Linked DNA regions of Mus musculus: region 1 is linked to region 2. The links are chromatin loops, found by intact Hi-C in ENCODE. Cell type or tissue: left cerebral cortex. All regions are shown on one strand. Links, peaks and the distances in the headings refer to the core of each region. The heading gives the core; the rest is flanking DNA.

Evidence for each region. Peaks named below come from ENCODE experiments on the same cell type or tissue, not always from the same donor. Only the 100,000 strongest peaks of a DNase experiment are listed, where the experiment ranks them.
Region 1: it touches region 2 in a loop (4-fold over the local background); 4 of 42 quality-filtered maps call a loop at or near these places.

What each region holds. Positions count from the first base shown.
Region 1 is chr8:79,729,884-79,737,883 of GRCm38, reverse strand. All of the region lies in intron 4 of Anapc10 (anaphase promoting complex subunit 10), which reads right to left. Among named protein-coding and RNA genes, the nearest start is that of Anapc10, 22 kb to the right of the region's middle. In left cerebral cortex, for the core only: a CTCF peak has its summit at 3,393 (motif pointing left); a DNase peak (open chromatin) is centred at 3,383.
Region 2 is chr8:80,045,984-80,061,741 of GRCm38, reverse strand. Hhip (Hedgehog-interacting protein) reads left to right here and starts at 3,734. Exons shown (of 13, transcript NM_020259.4): 1 at 3,734-4,505; 2 at 10,122-10,314. The coding sequence starts at 4,227. RefSeq lists an enhancer at 5,266-6,008. In left cerebral cortex, for the core only: no CTCF peak of the experiment used is centred there; DNase peaks (open chromatin) are centred at 3,687, 4,366, 5,834, 7,372 and 1 more place; H3K4me3 peaks cover 1,804 bases.

The DNA.
Region 1 (8,000 bases), core at 1-8,000, 320 kb after region 2:
TTCCATCCCATCTTCTTTCATCAGCACACTAATTTACAACCCCAGCAGTATATTAGGGGACTATTCACCTTCATAAACAAGCCATCTCCTTTATTTCTCTGATAATTATAGTGAACTGATATCTACTGTGACTTTGATTGGGGTTTCTCTGACAGCTTGTAATGTGTAGGACTGCTTCATGGATCCGTTAAACTTCAATGTCTTTTTATTAGTTTTGTTCTTGGAGCCAAGGTTACCATGTAGCCCAGGATGGCTTCCTAGTGTTAGTATGACAGATGTGCACGAACACCCACCCGCAGCTTTGTCTTCTTTTAAGAAACATTCATTGAAGTATACAGTCAGGTTTGTACTTTTTAATTGGGCTGTGGTTTTGTTGATTGCTTAGCTGCTTTGGGTGTATTTGTTTTGTGTGTGTGTGTTTTTAGGGTTTTTCGTTTTTGTTCTGGTCTGGTCATAAGGTCCATAAGGTCCTTAGGCATTCTGAACTAAGCCTTCATCCACGTGCATCGTGGGTTCATTTCCCCTGTTTTATAGGCTGCTTTTTCATTCTGATGATATCTTCCCATTGTTATGAAGGGTTTTTTTTGTTTGTTTGTTTGTTTGAGGTAACCCTATTTGTCTAATTTTTCTTTTGTTACCTGGGTATTTGAGAATATTAACAAAAATACAAACAAAAAACCCTTGTCCTTTTCACTATCCAGCCTAAGGCATTCCCCATGTTTCACAGTTTCAAGTCTTATATGTAAACTTTGAGATGATTTTTATATATGGTTACATACGAGAACTGAGTTCTAATCTTCTGTACATAAAAACTAATTTTCCCAGGACCATTTATTAAAAACACATCTTAAGAAAGTCAGTATGAATAGAGTTGACATCAATGGATACTGCCTTTCATCTCAATATTACTCTAATTATAACAGTAATGTTATCTTAACAGAAGAATTGATCTATTACACACTTCTGTCAAAGTACCATATATGGATTTACATAGCTGTGCTACTGACATAAGACAAGTAGACACATACATGGAAGAAAGAGAATTACCACAACAGCTCTCTAGGCATTAAAAGACTATGTCAGGTCATCTCTTTAAAAAGGAGGAAAAACAAAACACTTGGTAACAGATTTAATACCTAAAGATGAAAACAAGGCTTAAAATTCACTTAAATGCTCAAGCTTACAGCCTAGAAATTTTAGAAATAAAATATTAACAGTGAACCAAAGGGTGAATTTCAAATATGCTGAAAGAATTATATTAAGTTAGCAAGCTTTTTTTTTTTTATTCTTTCTTTTCTCTTTTCTCTTTTTGTTTTTTGTTTGTTTTGATTTTTTTGTTTTGTTTTGTTGGGGGTGGAGTAAGTTTTAAGACAGCTTTTCTCTATGTAGCCCTGGCTGTCCTGGAAATCTCTATAGACCAGGCTGATCTCAAACTCAAAAATCTGCCTGCCTCTCCCTCAGTTCTGGGATTAAAGGCATGTGCCACCACCACTTGGCTGCAAGCTGTTTTTCTCACAAGAGTTTAGAAACAACTTTGAGTGCCTTCAAGGTATGTATAAGAAATTACATATCAGTTTCCTATTAAGCACAAAAAGTTCTACAACAGTTTTTAAAAGAGATATAATTAACAAATTGTTAGGTGTTGTTGAATATTTTCTAAAATGTTTAAGTAGTTAAATCAACTCTAGTATTCTTTGTTATTTAGACAAGAAAAATCTTAACATATTATTTTCCTTTCACAGAGAAAAAATACTAAGCAAAACATAATGTTAAAATACAAAAGATTTACTAAGCAGTCGTAGCATACACCTTTAATCCCAACACTCAGGAGACAAGCAGAGGCGGATGGATCTCTGAGTTTGAGGCCAGTTTCGTCTACAGAGTAAGCTCCAGGATAACCAGGGGCTATATTCACAAAGAAACCCTGTTTTGAAAAACAACAACAACAACAACAAAACCCAAAAGATTTTAAAATTCAACAACAGTGCCTTTTTTTGCAAGCTCTTCCTGAATATCAGTAAACCTGAAAGACACAGATGCAATGATACAGCAGAAAGGAAATTAAAACAAAGACTGAAATAAAAAATTCTCACTTCTGTCTAGAGAATCTCTTTTGTATATACAATTTTTGCTTATAGAATCTTAATGCCTTATAAAATTTCCTTAAATAAAAAATTGCAAATCTTTAAAAATAAAGTGGGTGGCATATACTTAAATAAAATCTGTTGGAAAAAAAAAGAAAAGAAAGAAAGCTCAATTTGGCCCAAGTCAACGTTCTATCAATAGAAAGTTCATTTTCAACCCCCTCAGTTATACAGAATCAAGCACACATTGCTGAATCATGGAGATCCTTCTGGAGAGTCCTCAGCAGTGATAACAAAGGTCTAGCTACACTCCATAACTGAAGTGAAGGAAGATCATGTTAAGGCAGTCATTTGTTCTTCTCACCTTCAAATCTTAAGTTACTACTTCACGACAGTGAGGTTATAGAAAATGAATATTTAAAATAGTTTAAGCAGACACATACTTTCTAGAAAAAGAGAAAGGAACCCTACTAAAATACTTCAGTACGTACTAAAGCCCCTCACAGACAGAATCCATGGGAAATATAAAAGAATGACTTTTCGTTCAGTTAAAGCAATCCTATAACTTATGAAAGGAAGGCTCCAAAACCCTCATAAAAGTTCAGTGTCTTAATTACTTCTTAGTATCTGAATTCACAGACTTCTCTCTTTTTAAATGAAAGACAAGTGTTGGAGAAATGTTTTTTTAAAAATTATGATCTACTTCATCTCACAAAATATTACCTGAAACTTTTTGAACATATAAAAGATAAAAGTAAATATAATAAATTACCTAAAGATGTATAATTGAAAGTACAAATTAAAAGAACATCCAAAATTTGTGATTCTTTAGTGAGAACTATACAAAACACATAGTAAAGTTATTCAGGAAAATAGTTGAGCCTCACCTGGCAATCCTTAGGAATACCTGGTACCATGAGGCCATGTCATCACCATACATAAATATAGACGAGACAACTAATAAGCTACCTATAAGACCTCCTGTTCCAAACAGCTAATGTTCCAGCATTTAAATAAAAGAAGCAAAGACCAGGTATACCCCAAGCTCCAAACATCATTTAAAGTTTCTCCTATTAGCCTCTCAAAAGAATTTTGTACTATCCAACTTACAAGAAAATACAAGACATCTTCATATACACAGAGATCTTGTATGAGGATTTACACTTCCCAAAATGCATCAAAGAGTTTTTCAATGTGAATACATTCTAGGAAAAAAACTACAACTAAGGCAGCTACAGTCGAAGCCTTCAGCTGATGACTAGAAAATAGGGCTACAAAGTAAAAGCCAACAGTGACATCTAGTGGGCATTCAAGCACAATACACCAGACCAAAGTATTTCTAGTGTGCATGAGGCTCATACCAGGACAACTTTTAGCTATAACCCCAAATGAGAAAAGCTTATCTCACAAAGAGCTTGTCAATATGAGCAGTCCATTTTGATAAATACGAGCCATGTAACAAATCATACAATTAAATGCTTTAAGTCTTTATAGCATGAGACACTGATTAAGTGTACTGCATATAAAACTAAAAGATGACAATCAAATATAACTGTGATTTTAAAAATCAAGATTATTTTGAATTAGAAAGCATTAGAGAGAATGAAAAAACTAAAAAGAGGAAAGTAACAGCATATACATACAAATGACAAGGAGGGTGTCTCAAAAAACAATCAAGTCCTGACATCAGCAAGATGGTAAAATGGAACTTTGTAAAACCTGTCAATTAGACCAACCACACAAAAGTACCTTTGCAAACCTTAGTAAGAAGCCAGGTGAGATTACAGAACCTGGGTATGGCAGTAGAGGGTAGTTAAGCAGAAGAGGAAGGAGAGTTTGGCATCACTCGTGTCACTCATCCCACAATGCCAAGCAGCACAGTGAGAAATGTCCTCTGCCTAGCCATTGCCTCAAATCCCAATGTGGAGGCCAATCCAGGAAAACCTAGAATGAGGAGAGGCATCTGAGTATGCCAGTGCCCATGGATCAAGCTTGTGTGTTTAGGGACATATTTTTAGGCTGCAGATCTGCCTGGTATACTCTGGCTCTGGGCCTACCCCATCACCAAATTAGTCCCCAGGACTGAGTCCCTAGAGTTAGTGTACAGGCAATTCTGCTGACCTGCCTTCAGTAACCCAGTAGCTACCTACCTACTGGGACCTGGCAGCCTGATTTAAAAAAAAAAAAAAGAAAAGAAAAAAGCCGGGCAGTGGTGGCGCACACCTTTAATCCCAGCAGAGAGGCGGAGACAGGCGGATTTCTGAGTTCAAGGCCAGCCTGGTCTGCAAAGCGAGTTCCAGGACAGGCAGGGATATACAGAGAAACCCTGTCTCGAAAAACCAAAAGAAAAAAAAAAAAAAAAAAAGACCTGGCAGCCTGATGTTCCAGATATGTGCAGTAAATAAAAGGACCTAGCTGCCACTACAACTTGCTCTCTCCGGATAAAGGCTACCTGACACAAAGCTACATCAGTCCCCATAGACACAGCCTCTGGTTGTCCTTAATAAAAACAAGCTCTCCTACTGCTAAGACACTAACTGGACTTACACACCAGCTTATCTACTGGAACCAGGCCAACCTATGGAGGACTCCAATGGCAAACAGACCCATGGATCACATCAACTGTTCTCAGAATCTCTAGATGGGCTGGTTGGTGGTGGGCTTTCCCAGACAGTCTTCAAAGACTAGAATAATTTCCTTTTTCAAGAACCCAGAGAGTAAGGTCATGCTAAAAGAATCAAGAACAAGGGCTGGAGAGATGGCTCAGCAGTTAAGAGCACCAACTGCTCTTCCAGAGGTCCTGAGTTAAATTCCCAGCAACCACATGGTAGATCACAACCATCTGTAATGGGATCCGATGACCTCTTCTGGTGTGTATGAGGACAGCGACAGTGTACTCATATACATTAAATAAATAATATAAAAAAAATCAAGAACAATCCATGAAATATTAACCAACCAAAGAAATGAAAGAAAGCACCACTTACCGGGTTTGAGTAAATGCAGTGTCCTAAACTGCCTGAAATTCAAATTAAATGCTTTAAGAAAACTCAAGAAGCTTTAAGAAAATAGAAATAATTTTAAAATATAGTATAATAAATAACCAAAATAAGAAAGGAGTATAAGAAATGGAAGTTGGATTTTTTTTTAATGAAACAAATTCTACAGCCAAAAAATACAATGAATAAAAATTTTAATGCATAAGAGCAGAAATAATCTAAAGAATCCATGAAATTATACCACAAGAGAAAAAGAAAAGAAAAATCTGGAAGAAAACTTGCCAAATCTATGACAACTTAAAAGAAAGGCAGGTTATGGAAGCTCAAGTAGAAGACAAGTACCAAGTTTATTTAAGGAACTAAGGAAAGGCTGGAGAGATGGCTCAGCAGTTGAGAGCACTTGCTGTTCTTCCAGAGGACCAAACTTTTGATCCTGCCCTCAAGTTCAGTGGCTCACAACCCCCTGGAACTCTAGTTCCATAGGACCTAACACTCTCCCTATACATGTGTGCATACACTAACAAAAACATACACACACACATATAAAGAAGTCATTCACATTAAAAGCACATCAATTTATAATTTTTAATATATAAGAACAAAAGTTCTTTCCAAATCTGAGGAAAGACAAAAATCGAGGATGAAGAAGGCCACATATCCCTAAGCAGATTCCATAACAGCGGTGACAGAAGCACTTGGCTGAGGTGGCTTTTCAGTGACACAGCTGCTTTCGGAAGTTACCCCAAAACTCACTGATCACTAAGCTAGACTTAGATGGAAATGTTTATTCAGTGTATCCTCAGTGCCCTACTGTCCTGACTAGTTTTATGTAAACTTGACACACACTAGAGTCATCAGAGATCAGGGAACCTCAACTGAGAAAACGCCTTTGTAAGGTCAAGCTATAAGCAAGCCCATATGGGAATTTTCTTTTCTTTTTTCTTTTTTTTTTAATTTTTTAAAATTGGATATTTTCTTTATTTACATTCAAATGTTATCACCGTTCCTTGTTTCCCCTCCAAAAAACACCCTCCCCCTATTCCCTTTCCCCTCCCCCAACTCACCAACTTACCCAATCCCACCTCCTGGCCCTGGCATTCCCCCACACTGGAGCATAGAGCCTTCTCAGGACCAAGGGCCTCTCTTCCCATTGATGACCGACTAGGCCATCCTCTGCTGCATATGCACCTGGACCCATGAGTCCCACCATGTGTACTCTTTGGTTGGTGGTTTAGTCCTTGGGGCTCTGGGGGTACTGGTTGGTTCATATTGTTGTTCCTCCTATGGGGCTGCAAACCCCTTCAGCTCCTTGGGTCCTTTCACTAGTTCCTCCATTTGGGGACCCAGTGCTCCGTCCAGTGGTTGGCTGTGAGCATCCACTTCTGTATTTGGTGAGGCAATGGCAGAGCCTCTCAGGAGACAGCTATATCAGTCTCCTGTCATCAAACACTTGTTGGCATCCACAACAGTGTCTGGGTTTGGTGATTGTAAACAAGATGGATCCCCAGGTGGGGCAGTCTCCAGATGGTCATTTCCTCAGTCTCTACTCCACACTTTGTCCCTATAACTCCTTCCATGGTTTTGTTCCCCCTTCTAAGAAGAATTGAAGTATCCACACTTCCTTTGGTCTTCCTCCTTCTTGAGTTTCATGTGGTTTGTGAATTATATCTTGGGTATTCTGAGCTTCTGGAAATTTTCTTAATTTAGTGACTGATCCAGAAGGCCCAGCCCATTGTGGGAGCTGCCATGCCTGGTCTGGGAGTCCTGGGTTCTACAATTAAGCAGGATGAGTGAGCCATAGGGAACAAGCCTAAGCAGCACTCCTCCATGGCTTCTGTATTACCTCCTGCCTCCAGCTTCCTGCCCTGCTTGAGTTCCTACCCTCACTGCATTCAAAGATGAGCTGTTACATGGAACAGCAAGCAAACTAATACTCCTCAAGCTGCTTTGGTCAAACATAGTATTTCATCATAGCATAGGAACCCTAACTAAAACACCTACCTAGTATAAATGGATATTTGTTTCTCTTGTTTTCTCCAATAAAACATAATGATTCTATATTAAAAGGCATACATTCCTTGCCATCAAAACAAGCCATAAGGTAGGTAAGTAAAAGTATGTAATCAAAGATGAGTTATTAGTTTACAGTAAGAAACTATTAAAACCATAATTTTTTTTATATAAAACATGTGGTAATCACAAAGCTCTATGCAAAAGACAAAGACTAAGCTCAACATACATGGGGAAGTTACCTAAGCAAAGAGCCTAATGTGATCAGAAGGCAGCAGTATACAGAGGACTAAATGCTTCAATCAAATACTGAGTGGCTGGGGCACAGCTAGGGCTCAATTGAGTACATGCTGCCTACAAGGTGCTGACCTCATAGTGCAGAACATACAGACTCAAGAGTGAAGGGACAGAAATGACATTTCATGACAGTAGACACAGAGAAAAATGCTCCTTACTTTGAAGGAGTAGAGCTATACAGATGCATGCATTTGTAAACCTCATCAAATAATATACTTAAAATTTGTATAAAAGTATGTTTCCCTTAAAATTAATATTAAGTAAATACTGGTAACACTTACTAACAATCTATCAAGCTCCTATATCTGAAATAAAGAGGATATAGTAAACAGTGGAATCTCCATCAAGCTGAAGTCTAAACGTATCTCCTTCCTTGATAATTGATTCAATGGGAGCAGGCTGAGGACCTGGCTAGGGGACCACCTTGAGGAAGATGAGTTCACCATTAGATAATGTACATTTCCTTCCCTAGTGCAGCCTCTAAAAGTTGATGAGGTTTGTCTATGTCTCCCTTTCATAGCCAAGACCTTCTCTTCTGCCTTTGTCTTTCAGATCCTGGCTGGAGCCTTAGCATGCTCTCCCTGGTTCCGGGCTTCTTTACTCTTTCTCT
Region 2 (15,758 bases), core at 3,209-11,208:
AAGAAATAAATCCAGCCAGCTACCTGGCCGTTGTGCCAATTGCTATCCCTGAGCTATAACCAGTCTATAATTGTTAGATGGTCTCTCTCTCTCTCTCTCTCTCTCTCTCTCTCACTCTCTCTCTCTCTCTCTCTGTGGAGTCACACTGCAGTGTAGTTTGAATAGAGATTGATTTGAAATGACAAGGTCTAAAATTCTTCACGATGGGTGTACACTCTGATGTTTGTCCTACTGCTTACAATAAAAAGATTTTTTTTAACTCATTAGAAACATTCAGAAACAATCAACTCAAGTAAGATGGCTAATAGGTAATGTTTATTGAAAGTCGGTCACAGTTACCTATGACTGAATTAGACTCAAAAAGAGAACAATAGTGTTCCTGGATCTGCTACTTACAGCTTATTCACACGTGATAAAGTTTCTTATGGTTACCAAGAATGCATGGATGAAAATAGTTGCTGTATGTGAATTGCTTCTTAAACGAGGTATAATGACTGAAAATGACCCTTCTGACTTTGTCCAGGTGTGCAAATGGCTCTGCTCCCTTGTTGCCACCTCCAAGGAAGCTTTCTGAAGAAATACTCCAGTGTTGATCCTCGATTCCTAAGAAATTGATTCATCTGCTGTGGGTTAAGTTCCTAATTTGTCTTCTGAGGAAAAAAAAAATCAGAAGTTAGTTCACTTGTGAAACAGGAGTCAGTGCCTACTTAGAAATTCTATCAGTGACACAAGAAATAAGCGTAGTGTCCTGTAGGGGACAGAATTACTTGCCTTTCGTGATGAATTGTACACAGATCATTTCCAGTTGCACGTGTCAAGATAGAACAAGGGAAGTGATGTAGCTCAGTTGCTATGGTGGTTGCTTTGCAAACATGAAGCCCTGGGATGCTCTTTAAATTTTTTTCTTCGCTCATACAATACATCCTGACTGCAGCTTCCTCTCCCTCAACTCCTTCCAGTGTCCCTTTCTCTCTCCTCCAGTCCCACCCCCTCCACTCTCCACTCCCCACTTCTGTCTTCCCCCAGAAAAGAATAGGTCTCCCAGGGACATCAATTGAACATGACACAGATACAAAAAGACCAGGCATAAACACTCACAACCAGGCTAAGTGAAGCAATGCAGTAGGAGGAAAAGGTACCAAGAGAAGAGAAAAGAGTCAGAGACACCCTGAGTCTCATCCCCATGGTCACGAGTCCCCCCAAAAGACTAAGCCAACAACCATACGTAGAAGACCTAGTTCAGACTTTTGCAGGCTCCATGATTGCTGCTTCCGTCTCTGCAAGCTTTCATGAGCCCTCCTTAGTTGATTCCTCAGGCCATACTCTCCTGGTGCCCTTAACCCTTCTGGCTCCCACAATTCCTCCTCCCCTCCTCCTCTGGGTTCCCTGGGATTCCCTGAACTCTCAAGCTGAAAAGGAAGGGAACCAAAGGAGATTTCTAACCTGGGCTTGCTTTCTGCCTGATGTTTGGTTGTGGGTCTCTGCATCTGCTCCTATCAACAGCCTGAGACAGGCTCTCTGATGACGAATGGACTAGGTACCTGTCCATGAGTATATCAGAGTAGCCTCTCCTGAAGCCCTGGGATCTTATCTGAGCACTGCCTCAAGCAGGCATAATGGTCTTTGTTTACCATCCTGACACTAAGTATGTGGATGTAGGAGCATCACTAGTTCAAGGTCATTCTTAAAGGTCAGTCTTAGATACCAAAGACTTTGTCCTAAGAAGAAAAGAAGGAAATAACTTTGTCTCCTTTAGATCATTTATAAGTGTTCTGCCCCTTGACATTTAGGATCATACCTTATAACAGAATCATAAGTTTCTAAAACCCAGTATTAATTTACGTCAAGTGGGCTTAACCTGGAAGTGTTCAGCACAGAGTCCCTGACCCAACAGTATTAACATGAATTTATCACTTAGGAGTGGAAGCTTGAACACCTGACATATTTTAGAAGGATTTTCATTCTAGGAAAAGACATTAAGATAGAATTTAGGAATTAAAAACCTTAAACCCATGTAGACGTGTTCTGGGATCTGAATTACATGGAATTATGCCAGAAGCTTGTTTTTGATAGAACTCATATCAAGAGCTTCAAAAGTGAGACTTTTCAAAGTCTTAAAATCCTTAGTGTGATGTATTTGATATCCAAAGACTTGTAGGCAGAATGAATGTTAGCCACGGAAACCAGAGTAGTTTTCCCAGTAACAGGTCCACAGTGATGCAGGGCAGTCGTGGGGGTGGGGGGGGGGGGCGGGCATTTGCTTAAGCTGGGGGCTAGGCCAAATGTCTCTGCAGGCTTTAGGTTTATTCTAACAGGACACTTCTTTTGCTTTAGAAACTCCTAACTTCACACATAAAATGTAATCCAGCATCCAGGGACGAGGCTCACCCAGCCTCTGATAGCACTTGAAACGCCATCAGTTACCAGCTTCATCCTCCACCAACTTTCACTGGGGCTTCATGAAATCTGTTTCCAAATATGGTGAACATTCCTCTATTGCCAAAATGGGAAAAACAGCCTTATCCCCTCATCAGAAGCCATCTACAAGGAAATCAGCTTCCCTATGAAGTTCCCAAATAGAAAAAAAAAAAAAAAAAAAAAGCACATTTCACATTCCGTGTGCAGCTCCTGGGAGGTTTGTCCCAATGCCACGGGGCTCCAGTAAACGTGAAATCATAGCTCTTAATAATATGGACATCTTTCTAGAAATGCTCTAAGCAGAACTTGTCCAGTTAGGGAAAAGGGAAATTTATTTGTACTTATAGAGTTATGTGGTGCTTGTATTTCTATACTTTACATAGGAGATTAAATTCTTCCTCTTCTATATTTGCACACCAGAAAGTTTGTGCCCAGGGGTGTGTGCGTAACATGTACTTTATAAATGCACACAGTACAGCCAGTTTGAGATATCTACAGGTGTCTTCCAGACGACTTAGTCTGGGTGTACAGGTGGTCCCTTTAGGCCATCTTGCATAAGCCTGGAGAAGGACTCAGATTCAGCCCTCTCTGGGATACCCAACCCTTCTAAGCACATGTGTCTCTGTGCCCACTGCAGTACCTCCAAGAACTTCAGTGAGGACCTGTGGGTGGCCCTTTGCAAAAGTCTCCAAACCACCTCAGCCTACACAGAAACTTGCAGCATCTGGGTTCTTTCTCCTCTCTTAATCTCCAGGATCACTGAAGACCAGCAGCATTTGTCTATGCCTGCCAGAGAGGGAAAGGCACCGACAAGCTCCCAGACGCCAGCTCCAGCCCACTGACTGAGTCCATCCCTCCCTGGGCTGAGGGAACCAGACCTGGTGGGCAAAGCCAGGCAAAGATTCCTCCCTTCTCACCTCTCCTTGTCCCCCTTTACTCACACCATCTGGGAGCATCAGCCCCATCTTCTTGAGTGGCAGCAACGTACTTTCCTCCCAGGCTGGGCATCAATGGCCAGGCCACCCCCACCCCGGCACCGTTGCGTTCCAGGTTCCGAGCCCCAGAGGCTGGCTCGGAGGGCTCCCTCGTCCGTGTCCCCCCCCCCCGGCCCCCCCCCCCCCCCGGCTCCTCCGTCCCCGCCCCGTCGCAGCCGGAGGCCACCCTGGGCCCCGGCGAGCGCTAGCTCCTGGGCCGCCCCCTCCTCTCTCCCCCATCCCAGGCGGGGGCGCGCGAGCGGCGGTGACGTCAAGGGGCGCGCGGTGGCAGCACCTCCCCGCGCGCTAGTTAAAAAGAAGAAGAAAAGAGGGAGCGAAACATGAGAGGCTGTGTGAGAAGCTGCAGCCGCCGGCAGAGGAGACCTCAGCATCCTCGGGAGCCCAGCGCCAACCCTGCCTCCGCCCGGCCCGCTGCCACCACCGCCGCCCTTTCGGTTCCTGCTACTGTCTCACCTAAACAACTCCCATTCAGCGGACAAGCGAAGTTCTATGACTCTCTTCTCCTCTCCTTCCTCCTCTTCTTCCAACTCCTTCTCCTCCCACTTCCCAACCGCTGTGGAAAGCCCCTAACCCAACAGACGCTGGCAAGGCTGCGGACAAGTGTCATCTGCACTTTATCTTGCTGCTCCTACTGCCCTAAGGCAAAGTTGCATAGCTCTACATCTTTCTTTCCCAGCCACCTCCCTCTGCCCCCAAGAGCGTCCCGCCGCCCCGCAGCACTCTCCTGGAGCTGCGCCCTAGTGCCCCTGCTGGGCAGTGGCCTTTCCCCCACCCCATCCTCCCGCGTCCTGCCCTTGCTGCTCCGGGCAGACGATGCTGAAGATGCTCTCGTTTAAGCTGCTACTGCTGGCCGTGGCTCTGGGCTTCTTTGAAGGAGATGCGAAGTTTGGGGAAAGGAACGAGGGGAGCGGAGCGAGAAGGAGACGGTGCCTGAATGGGAACCCCCCAAAGCGCCTAAAGAGAAGGGACAGGCGGGTGATGTCCCAGCTGGAGCTGCTCAGTGGAGGAGAGATCCTGTGTGGTGGCTTCTACCCACGAGTATCTTGCTGCCTGCAGAGTGACAGCCCTGGATTGGGGCGTCTGGAGAACAAGGTAGGCAGTCCCCTGCCTCGTACGTGTAGCTTGCTGAGATGCTGATAACTGCAAGAGAGTCCAAACCTAAGTAGTTGTGATAACTTTTCTAAGGTGATTAAGTGTTTTGGGTGTGTGTTCTCAGCAGTGTGCAGATAGATAGCTCTTCCTGCTCTGGAGTCGGTTGTGGGGATGCTGGTCAAACTTGCCTATCTATAGAGAGAGACTTTTTGTGGTACCCGCGTCCTGGTCTGAGCAAATATTTCAAAAGAATCGAGATTAGCTGTATTTTGGATCAAATGGAGCACTTGGTGAGGTGAAACTGTAAATTAGGGTGGCTGTGGTTTCCGGTTTACTTTTCTGGGGGCAAAAAAGATTTGTTCAGTTTTCTCCACGTGCTCTAACTAGCGAGCAGATTGAATTATAAAGGCTCTCCGGGCACTGTTGGTTTATGATCCTAAACCCAATCTGAAGGGTCTAGCGTGCATGACAATGTGTTAAGTCAGGAGAAGGGAACTCCTGGTACTGAAGAACTTGGGAGATTTTGCTGGACCTTCTTACTCGGTGGTTTGTCCTTCTTGTATCGTGGATCCAGGTTTTCACTGGTACTCCGTAGTCTAGGAGGATCTTGTCTGGAAACTTATATTTCTGAGTGATGACATATGAACTTCCCATGCATGATTAGCTTATCCAAGAAGTATCTGCCCCGAGTGCAAGAGGTCACTGGTCTTGATTCTGCATCAGATTTATTTTTACATGGGATGCTGTGCTGTGTGCTGTCTGTGGGATCCTGTCATTAACAATCACTGCACGGGGAGATAAACAATCAGGTGTCTCTGCTTCCCCTCTCTTTGCCCATTTTAGGTTTAATTAAGAATTCCTGTTACAAGCCTGCAGTTGTCAAGGTCTGAGAGACACTTGGAAAACTTGTGCTCCACTCTTGCTGGCCCAGGCACTAAAAAAAAAAAAAAAAAAAAAAAAATGCCCAAGCTGAATCTAATTTTTATGCTCAGTTCACGGTAGATTTCACCCTATTATCATGTAAACAGCTCCTGCGAATCAACATATGTGTCTGGGTGGTACCTCTCACTTTGTTTTGTAACAAAAAGCCATATTGCATCATTTAATTTGCTCAAGTCATGCAAATAGGAAAAAAATCAATAGGACAAAAAGGGGTCGGCTTATCCTCCTCCCTACTAAACTGCTGCCCACACACAGCGCCCTGTTGCTTATGGCCAGGGAATAACAACACCGCCATTGTGTTTGTTAGTTGGTTCACTAATGGCTGAAACTAGAGAACATCATTCTCTTCCAGTCGCCAGCTCCGTCCAAATGTCCATGCCTTTTGAGGGAACGTTTGTCCGGCCCACTCTGTTCCCAGATGAGTGAGAGCTGTCTCGTGCGGGTTTCAGCTGAGGCTCCCTCTTTATTCTTACCATATGCAGCCGTAGTCTGAGATGGGGAGCAGATAGTCCAGCAATTTATTCACAACAATGTCATTAAGCTCCAGCCTCCTAATTGAATGAAGCAACAGAAAGAGCTCAGTCCTGAGCATCTTAAAGGCTTCTCCCGGGAGTCCCCACCCCCATCCTCAAGGGGGAAACTCAGAGAAAGGTGTAGAAATATTTACTCCCCATAAAGTGTCCCTGGGTGTCATGTATGCTGCGAATATGAAGAGGATTCGGAGCCCCCCTGCAGTGCTGACCTCTTCCAGAAACATGTGGAATGCAAACTTTATTCTATAGTGAGGAGAAGGGGCAAGAGAGAAGACTGGGGGAGCGGGGGAGGGGGGTGTATGGGGGGGGGTGTAGATTATAATCCTTAAGGGAAGATACATTAGAAAAAACCTTAAGGAAGATAATTATTTAGGCAAAGTCTGCTGTGTTAGCTGTGCATGTTCCTGTCTAAGCCCTTCCAATCTCCACCAGACTCCACCAGATTTGTTTGGAAAAACGTGCGGACCAAGTTGGATCCAGCAGCTTGTGCTGCTCTGTTGCAAGTGGTTTATAAACAATACTCAAATTGTTCAAGGCAGAGATTGGGTACAGCCATACCCGTAGATTCTTGACCTACGTTCTCACTTTTTAATAGTTTGTAAAACATGTTATTTTATAATAAACATCAGTGTCTCCCTTCCCCCCATAAGCCTTCCCGGATTATAATGTATGTTAGGGTTTCATTTTATAAATGTGCGTACAAGAGAGATGGAGGGCTATTTTAATGAGCCATTTGTTACTGTTATTTTTCAAAAGAAAAATACTCCCTGAAAAGATTTTTACATTTCATCAACTTTTCAAGACAAGTAGTACTACGCAGAGTGTCCTGAGGGAAGAAATTTCTAAGACAAACAGATAATGAGAAACTACTCAGCAGATTGAGCGTGCCTAACAAACGTGCTTTAGTGAGCTAAACATTTAGTTCCGTCTCTCAGACTTTATTACTATGTTCGTATGTTTGAATTCCTTGTAGGTTTTAATAATGTTATGTAATATATCATAAAGTTATGTGTTAACTACAATAACGCATAAGAGATGCCAAAATTTAGTAGGATGTGTTGTCTTAGCAAAATTGCTGCAGACCCTAAATACAGCATGCTAAAAGGATCTAATTCTCATTATACCCTATCAAAATACTCCAGTTCTTAAACTTAACTTGTAGTCACAGAGGAACAGCTTCTCTCTCTCTCTCTCTCTCTCTCTCTCTCTCTCTCTCTCTCTCTCTCTCTCTCTCTCTGCCCTGGTGGTTTCACAGCCAAAGCTGTCAAGGAATGGGTGAAAAGTAATTGTTTTCAAGTGTGCCCTTTTACAATCACTTGTTTGCTCTGGCCCTTGCAGGGACAAAGGCTATTGTTGAACACATCCAACTAAACAAATAACTCATCCCGGGGTCCCTTTAACAGCTGCCTTCGTACAATGATCTATTTACATATTAGCCTAAAATTGAAACTGAACTCTTTAATGACATAATCCAGCACCATAGTCCAGAGGCGCGTGTGTTCTGCCCAACAGCTGAACAGGCTTGCAGGCATATGATTTTTTAGAAATTGCTTTTCTGTGGACCAAGTGATCTTAAAGCGACATCTTAATATACTGTCATGTTTTTCTCCTTTTCTCCTTTTATGGGACCCACATGGGTTCTCTTTTACCTCTTTGTTTAGTTACTCGATAAATAAAGACAAATATAAGGGGGTCTCTGCCACCTATTTCTCTGCTGATAAGCTGTAGTCGTGGGCTTTCTGTAGACCCCAACTTATCTTACCTTTCTTGCATAGATTTCACTTTCCCCTGAGTAAAGATTAAAGGGAGAACTGCCAAATGTTATAGACTAGTCAGCCACAGCCTCAGTTCTTCCTAGGCTGGCTGTAATCATGTTTACAAGAGTTACACGATTCCCAAAGTATATTTAGCTAAGCCACTATAACTTGATGGCTTTGTACTTGGTTTTTAAAAATTGAAACCAGAAATTAATCTAAATTTCTTTTTAAGCTTCAGGGCAATGTCAGGCATAAAGTTAAGTACCTGTATGCCTGGCATGGACATGTTGGAGGGGAGAAAGAAAGAAAAGAGGGGGTAGCTCTCCTCCCTCTGCGCAGCACACCAGTACTCATGGGTCTCAACCACTGTTGTTACTTGAACTGAGTCAGTTTAATTGACTTCAGTAAGACTATTGGTTCATTGAAACCAAAGTCAGAATGATGGCTCTATCTATCTTCAAATAGGTGTTTATACTGCAGACCTCACACAGAGTAAAATGTTCCCATCCTGCTGGGCCGGAACAGCGTCAAACTTTAGCAAGAATAATATTCTACTTGATTTCAAATAATTTATTGAGCCCTATTTGTGAGACTTTTGATGAGGGATCTTGTGGGCAGGACACATTCCAAAAATTGTAAAAGACAAAATTCTTTAGGCACTAAAAGCAAGCTCTTCCTGAAGAGCAGCTAGGAGGGGACATGGGATCATTCTGTATTAGCTATTTTTAAAAAAAAAAAAAAAAGCAACACAGATCGTCTCCATAAAAGCAAAGGTAAGCACAGCCCAGTCTTCTGGGCACAGAAGAGGTGGCTTCAGTTCCCTGCAGTTGTTTAGTTCTTGGGGGTTTGCTATATGAGAAACAAACAGAACCAAGCTGTACACTGAATAGATCTTGTGAGGTCTCCAAGCTGCTCAATAAAAGACATTAAAAACATTCTTGGAATGCAAATTCTAAGTGTCTGGTGTATGTTTTCTTTTAGAAAACTTGGACCATTTAGTCACTTGTCACTTAAATAAACTGATAAAAATTAAAATGTAAATGCAACTATGATTAATAACTCTTGAATACTCTAAGTAGTTATAATATACACGTGATTTTTTTTCTGAACTAGAGTAGCCTCTTTAGACTCTGAAATACTCAGAGCAATTTGATTTTCAATCACCTTGTCCTTTAGGAATAGGTTTTCTTTTAAGACCCTTGTGATGTTGTAGTCCAGAAAAATACTGGTTAAGACCCTTGTGGTATTGTAACCCAGAAAAACACTGGCTAGATTATTTATCCAAATTAGCCTAACATGTAAAATAAATACCTGTTTTAAAGAGCCAAACATTTTTCCAAAGTTTCAAACTTTTAATTTTAAGGCATTGTTCCAGAGAAATACTCAAGGAGAAGTCTACATGGAAACATTATAAAATAAATACATGGTGTGGCATATTGTAGTGTGCACATGGGGAAATTAGTGCTTGATTTAGGTAGCATTAATTTTATTTCTCAGATATTATGCTAATACTATCCCTTATACTTGCTGAAGGCTTCCTCAATCAGGTTTTCAAGTGAACACTGATGCTAAGACCCGTACTACCTACAAGTTATTAACTCAAGGAATCATCAAGTCCTTTGAATTGATCTGACTGGAATAAAGGACATATCATTGAGTGAATAATGATAAAAGTATTCCTTTCCGCTAAAATTCACTACTCACTATACAAAAGCACGTTCATTTAACTCTATATCTATCATACATATAAAATGTCCAGGGAGCTAGCTATAAATTTTTTTCCTGGCTAAGATATAATGAATGTTAAAAATGAGTCTTAAGCCTATTTGGTTCAGCTTGGGGTATTTTTATAAAACACGAAAGGCAGTGCCCAGTGTAGTCTGCAGATTGAAAACAAGTAGAATCTTACCAGGATGCTATTTAAGCACAGTTTTGAAATCATATTAGGGGTTTTAAGAATTAAATATACTTTTCATTCATGACACAGATGAGCCATGTCTTTAAATCACACTTTGGACACACTTGGGTAAAGGTATCTAATTTTTAAGGTAAATACGATTCAATATATGCTCTGGGTCAGAGGAAATGGATCAAGCATCCCACAGTCTATAAATGTCTCAATTTTAACAGCAGAAGGACAGATCCACACATTTGGATTTGCAGTGACAAGAAGAGCTTCTGTGTGTCTTCCTCTGACCTTCATCTCCCTACTCTGGCCTCAGAGATAACGTGTGTCCTTCTGAGAAACTGTATGCTGTGACATAGTCACTCTTCCTCTCTGAATTAGACTTCTGTGCTCACATGATTGAAGGGCGGGGGAGAAAACCTGACAGAGCTCACTTTTGCATGACTAATGAGATGTGTTTCCGATTTGCGGCTTTCAGATCTTTTCTGCCACCAACAACTCAGAATGCAGCAGGCTGCTGGAGGAGATCCAATGTGCTCCCTGCTCCCCGCATTCCCAGAGCCTCTTCTACACACCTGAAAGAGATGTCCTGGATGGGGACCTAGCACTTCCACTCCTCTGCAAAGACTACTGCAAAGAATTCTTTTATACTTGCCGAGGCCATATTCCAGGTAAAAACCAAAACAAAACAAAAAAATATGACACAAAATTCAAACAAACAAACAAATACGCATAAGTTAAAGCATTACTACGAGCCCTTGTAAGGTCCCTGTCCTTCAAGGTTTGTTTAACGGAGTTGTAAATCATGCTTTTCCTTCTTATTTTACGTCATAACCAGCTTTCCCAAACTCTTCTTTTTTATTGCCGTGGAAGAGAGCACTGCAGTTTGAGCTGACAGACAGCACACTGGTTTTGTTCTAATGGGGTTAAGTTTCTTGTTAAGATCCTAAGTGGTAAAATTTTTACACATTGGATTATCAGCATAACTTTATACAGGCTGGGTTATTATCAGTAAAACCTTTTCTGTCTTTTCATTTTTACCCTCTGAATTATACCCCCAGCATCAACAGACATTTCCTGTTAGAACCTTTATTTATTTATTTATTTATTTATAACCTACCAGCATGAGTAGGAAGGTCTCTCCCTCTAATATATAGCCGGCCCAGAATAAGGGAGCACCAGTGGCTTTATAGATATTTCTTTGGATAAAGTGTGAGTATGAATTCCCAAAAGTGACATCTAACCAAGCATTTCACATACAGTGGCTAATTCATGCCTTAGAAACCATGCAGTGGGTAGAATGCTGAAGTCCTGTCCTCTAGACAGAGAGAGAAACTGAGCCCCAACTCTCCTGCTTAATCAATGCTGTACGATGAGAAAACAACAGACTTGTTGTGAAGCTCTTCTGCACAGGGTGTCACAGGACACCAGGTTGCCATCACATTCCAGACCCTAATAAATATAGAATTAACACGGGCACCATCAAAAATTTATAACCTGGGATGAGGGCAGCTCAGTTGGCAAAGCACCTGCCACAAATGCAAGAGGGGCCCAGTTCAGATCCTCAGCATCCATGGGGGGGTGGGGGGGGGGAAGGCGCACATAGCCATGAGCATGTGTAACGGGAAGGGAACGCAGACACAGGCAGATCCCGGGAGCTTGCTTGAGAGTAGGTGTCTGTATGGTTCAGTGAGATGGAAAGGGATTGAGGAAGATACCCGACATTAACCGCTGGGCATTTCATATGCACACATGCACACACACATACACTACACACAACAGAGGCACACACACATTTATAAATTGTGCAGATGTCATTTTAATTAGAGAAATAAACATGAAGGAAGAACATAATTTAACAAGACAGGTTCTTAGTACAAGTTCACACGTAAAAGTTCATACGTAAATCAATCCGATGAACCATTTATAAAACTAAATGGTATTTAAGAAAGAGGCAAGCCTGCGTGCAGCAGGCTGTGACTCAGGTGGTTCTTGGAAAGTGCTATACACATCTTAGTACTTTTCAGACTCACAAAAAATAGAGAAAAAATTGATAGAACTCTCTTATAAATAATAAACACTTTAGGTCTGTTTGCTTTTGCCTATAGCGTGATATGTACCTAGCTCTGTCTGGATGTGAGAATAGTATTGTTTTTATAAACTGTAGCCATGTTTCTGACTTTTCTTAAACTAGCTGTTTCCCTTTTATCGCATTCCTCAACACAAAGTGGAACTGCTCACAGTAGCTCCTTGGCCCACAGAGAAGTGATAACAGATTGGAAAGCCTGGGGTTTGTGGCAGACTTCCTGCCTTTACAACCATTAGCTGAAACTGATACCAGCGCTTGGCATCTTCTTTTAACTTTATCACTTCATAGCAAATGCAGCATGCTAGATCTACAGACTCCCCCATGGTGGTCTTTATACAGTCGAAGTTATTTTAGTGTTGACAATAGCAAAACAAGTCTACAAGAGCAACCGAAAGATAGAGCCCAGCAAACCGCCCTGGGCCCGAACTGCAAGTGCGTCACTTCCCAGATCAGCGTATGTGGTGACGAATGACACATTTATTTTTCTACAAAGTTTGTGTATATGTAAAGCTGCTGAAGTGCATCAAGATGTCAAGTGCTCTTCTCGGCCACCCAGGCTGCCTTGAAAGATAACCACATGAAAGCTAGGCTCCAGAGGTGGAGAGAGCCTGAGAGTGCTGCGGAGACCCAGGGAGAGCTTAGCGGCAAGCCTTAGAGGGACAGCCTTTTCTTAGGTCACAAGCTGATAGGACTTTTAAATACTTGATCCCGAAGTGAGTCATAATAGCACACACTCCTTGAGGCGTTTATGGTCATTGATTTATTAGCCGGTCTGAGTTCTAGCAGGTAGGGTACCATTTCCTAAGGTGCGATGAACAATGAACGAAGCACAAGTCCTCCCAACCAGCCCCTGCCCAACTTCTGGCTCACTGGAGCTTTAGAACGGATTACAAAGACAACTTTGTAATCATTTCCCCTTAAGTCTACTCTCGGGTTTACTCCTCTCAGAAGTCCAAAGCCATGGGAAACAGCAACTTTGAGATTTCATTTTATAGGAAACTGGATCACGGCATCTCAGCTGCTCCTACCAATGCCCTCTTCTTTCTACAAATCAAAATCTCGAAGAGGACGAAAACCTAAGAAATGTGCTTTGTAAACATTCTGATAGATAAATAAAATCAGGATCTATTTATTTCCTAAAATGTAGAAAAGAGATTTAAAAGCAGTAAAATTGTGCATTTCTCTAGACTGTCAATCAAAATGTTCTCCACTTGTGGACTCACTGAGAAAGGCAATTTCTTAAAATTTCTTCAGTGCCAAAATTGCATACCCTGTGGGTCTTTCTTTGGTCTGAATGAGCCGAATGGATACTTTGTGTTCATTAAAGCTGGTATAATACACTCTGAGAAAGGCACATAGAGGCATCCAATGGCATTGCCTTATTCTTTGTACCTATTATTGTAATGATTTTTATCACTTCTAGACAGTCATGTCCCAGCAGTCAGTTCCAGCCGTGTGAAAGGTCTGTACCCAATTAGTTCAATTGGTTTAATCCTGTGGCTAATGAGGCCAAGGTCAAGGGTTTGAGTCCATTGAGTTTCCCCAGTTCTGACTCCATCAGATACCTAACACATGTGTCTTATTAGTCCCAGGGAGAAAGGCTGGAAGTACAGAATGGACACATGGAAAGCCGTCCTCCCAGGGCCTCAGAGGTTCCTCCCCTTCTTCCCAGGCCTCAGCAGCTCCTCCCCTTTCCAGTATCACGATGGATGAACATAGGGGTAAAAGATAACGTCTCAAAAACACATAATGAGAAATAAACTGGAAAAGTTAGTACAGTCTGGGGAGTATTTCCCAGGCCAGTATTTTTATAGGATGCTGTATGGAATAGAGGGCTGGATTCACCATCTTGGAAAATGGCTATGAAGTCTAAATACTTGATTAGTAACCAAGGGTTTAGCAAATACAGCTAAAAGAATACTCAAGTATCTCTGCATTTGTAGACCTGAGCAGTGTGGTGATTCAGGCCGAGCTAAACACATACCTTCAGTCAAAGGCTCTCCAGTGAATTCCTACAACCAAAGGTGTGTGCTTGGCCAAAGGGATCAGGACATCTAAATATACAAGTTTAAGAAGATACTTTCTCCTTTAATGCTAAGATATTCTATTAGAAAATTATTCTCATTTTCTAATATTTATTCCCAGTATATACTACTCTTAAAAGTGAAAGCAGCCATAGTTTCTTTCATTTATTAATTTCCTCTCAAAATGGTACAAGTTTGTAAATACCCAATTGCTTTTAAAGCAAACTTCATTTTTGTTTTAAATTTTTACTCAAACAGACTTACTTTTAGTACTTTTAGTTTTCAACTAGGTGCTCGCCACTGAAGACTGAGAGGAGAAATTTATGTTTTACAGTAAATTCCCAAAGATGAATAAACTCTCTGTTCCCTTCTGTATCTGATGGTACCAGATTTTCAAAGGAAGAAGACCTCCTCATTGCCCCTACTAAAGAGCATCCTCTGGCTCCTTTCCCATCCTCTGCATCCCTGAGGGCACACACAGTACCCTGCATACCTGTGTGCACACATCTTCTGAGGACACACACAGTACCCTGCATACCTGTGTGCACACACCTTCTGAGGACACACACAGTACCCTGCATACCTGTGTGCACACATCTTCTGAGGACACACACAGTAACCTGCATACCTGTGTGCACACACCTTCTGAGGACACACACAGTACCCTGTATACCTGTGTGCACACACCTTCTGAGGGCACATACAGAAACCTGTATACCTGTGTGCATACACCCCTGAGGGCACACACTTTTTCTGGCCTTCCCCATTTCCCAACAGCCTTAACAGTAATTGCTCTTGAAGAGTCTCTGTCAGCAATTTAAGGGTAATATATTTCACCCAAAAATGAAGTCAAAATGTATCCCATACTTTATCACATGGGACACTTTCACCCCAAGGTTGGTTTGTTCGGAGGTTTGGGCTGAGCCAGGTCAAGCTCACTGGAAGAGAGCTTTGAGTGTCTTGCAAACTCTATCAATAAACCTTGCTTGGCTGAACTCCAAATCTTGTTCTTAGAAATTCTTTCAAAACCTGAATTTGTTTTATAATTTTTAAACTCCGACTAAATTACCTGATGCTTTCATCCCAAGACTAGCAGGCAAAGTGAAAAAATCAATTCGTAATGTAAACAAGAGAACTTCACTGTAGTAAAGAGAAGTGGGTGAGAGGCCTTTTTCTGGATCACTAAAGACTCTTGCCTGAGCTGACTCTGATAAAAACAGATCAAGCAGAGGTTTCATGTACATATTTGCTTGTTTGCAGTGTTAATATCAAGCCTGGGCTTTGAGTTGCTGGGCAATTACTCCAGCACTTATATCCTTAGCCCAGATCCTGATAAAAGCGTACTTAGAATACAGATGCAATCTTAGTGACAAGCATAATAAAACCAGGATCTTATTACCTCAAATATAGATGTCAAAATTTTCTGTATTTTCCCTCTGGCCTAAAGCTTTTAATTTCATACACAAGGATAGCTGTACTTATAAAAGTTCTTGCAGGCCCCGGGGCTGGGGGAATGATTCCGTCAGTAAAGTGCTTGCTATATAACGGCCAGAGATCAATCCCCAGTATACACGTAAAAAGCTGAGCACAGAGGCGTGAGGGCTAACCCCAGAGATGTGGAGAGTGAGACAGGAGGCTCCTTAGTGCTCACTAGGTAGCCAGTATCATGGAATTCTGGAACTTCACGGTCACTGAGAGACTGAGGAGTAGGACAGTCAAGGAAAACACCAAATGCTGGCTTCTGACCTGTACACTTACATCTGTGCTCACACGCATGCGCGTGTGGACACACACAAACCAATTTTAATATAACATGGAAAAAAATCTTTATTTTACCACCTGCTTAGTACATCTGTTGTGTAATCTATCATGTTTTTGTTCAGGTGGGTGTCAGTTTGTCTTCTTAAGAAGATAGAAGAGATCACTTAAATATATATTATCCTTTAGGGGAAAGTGCAAGGAAAAAAAAGCCTTCAAAATACTTGAGATGAGATGCTTACTC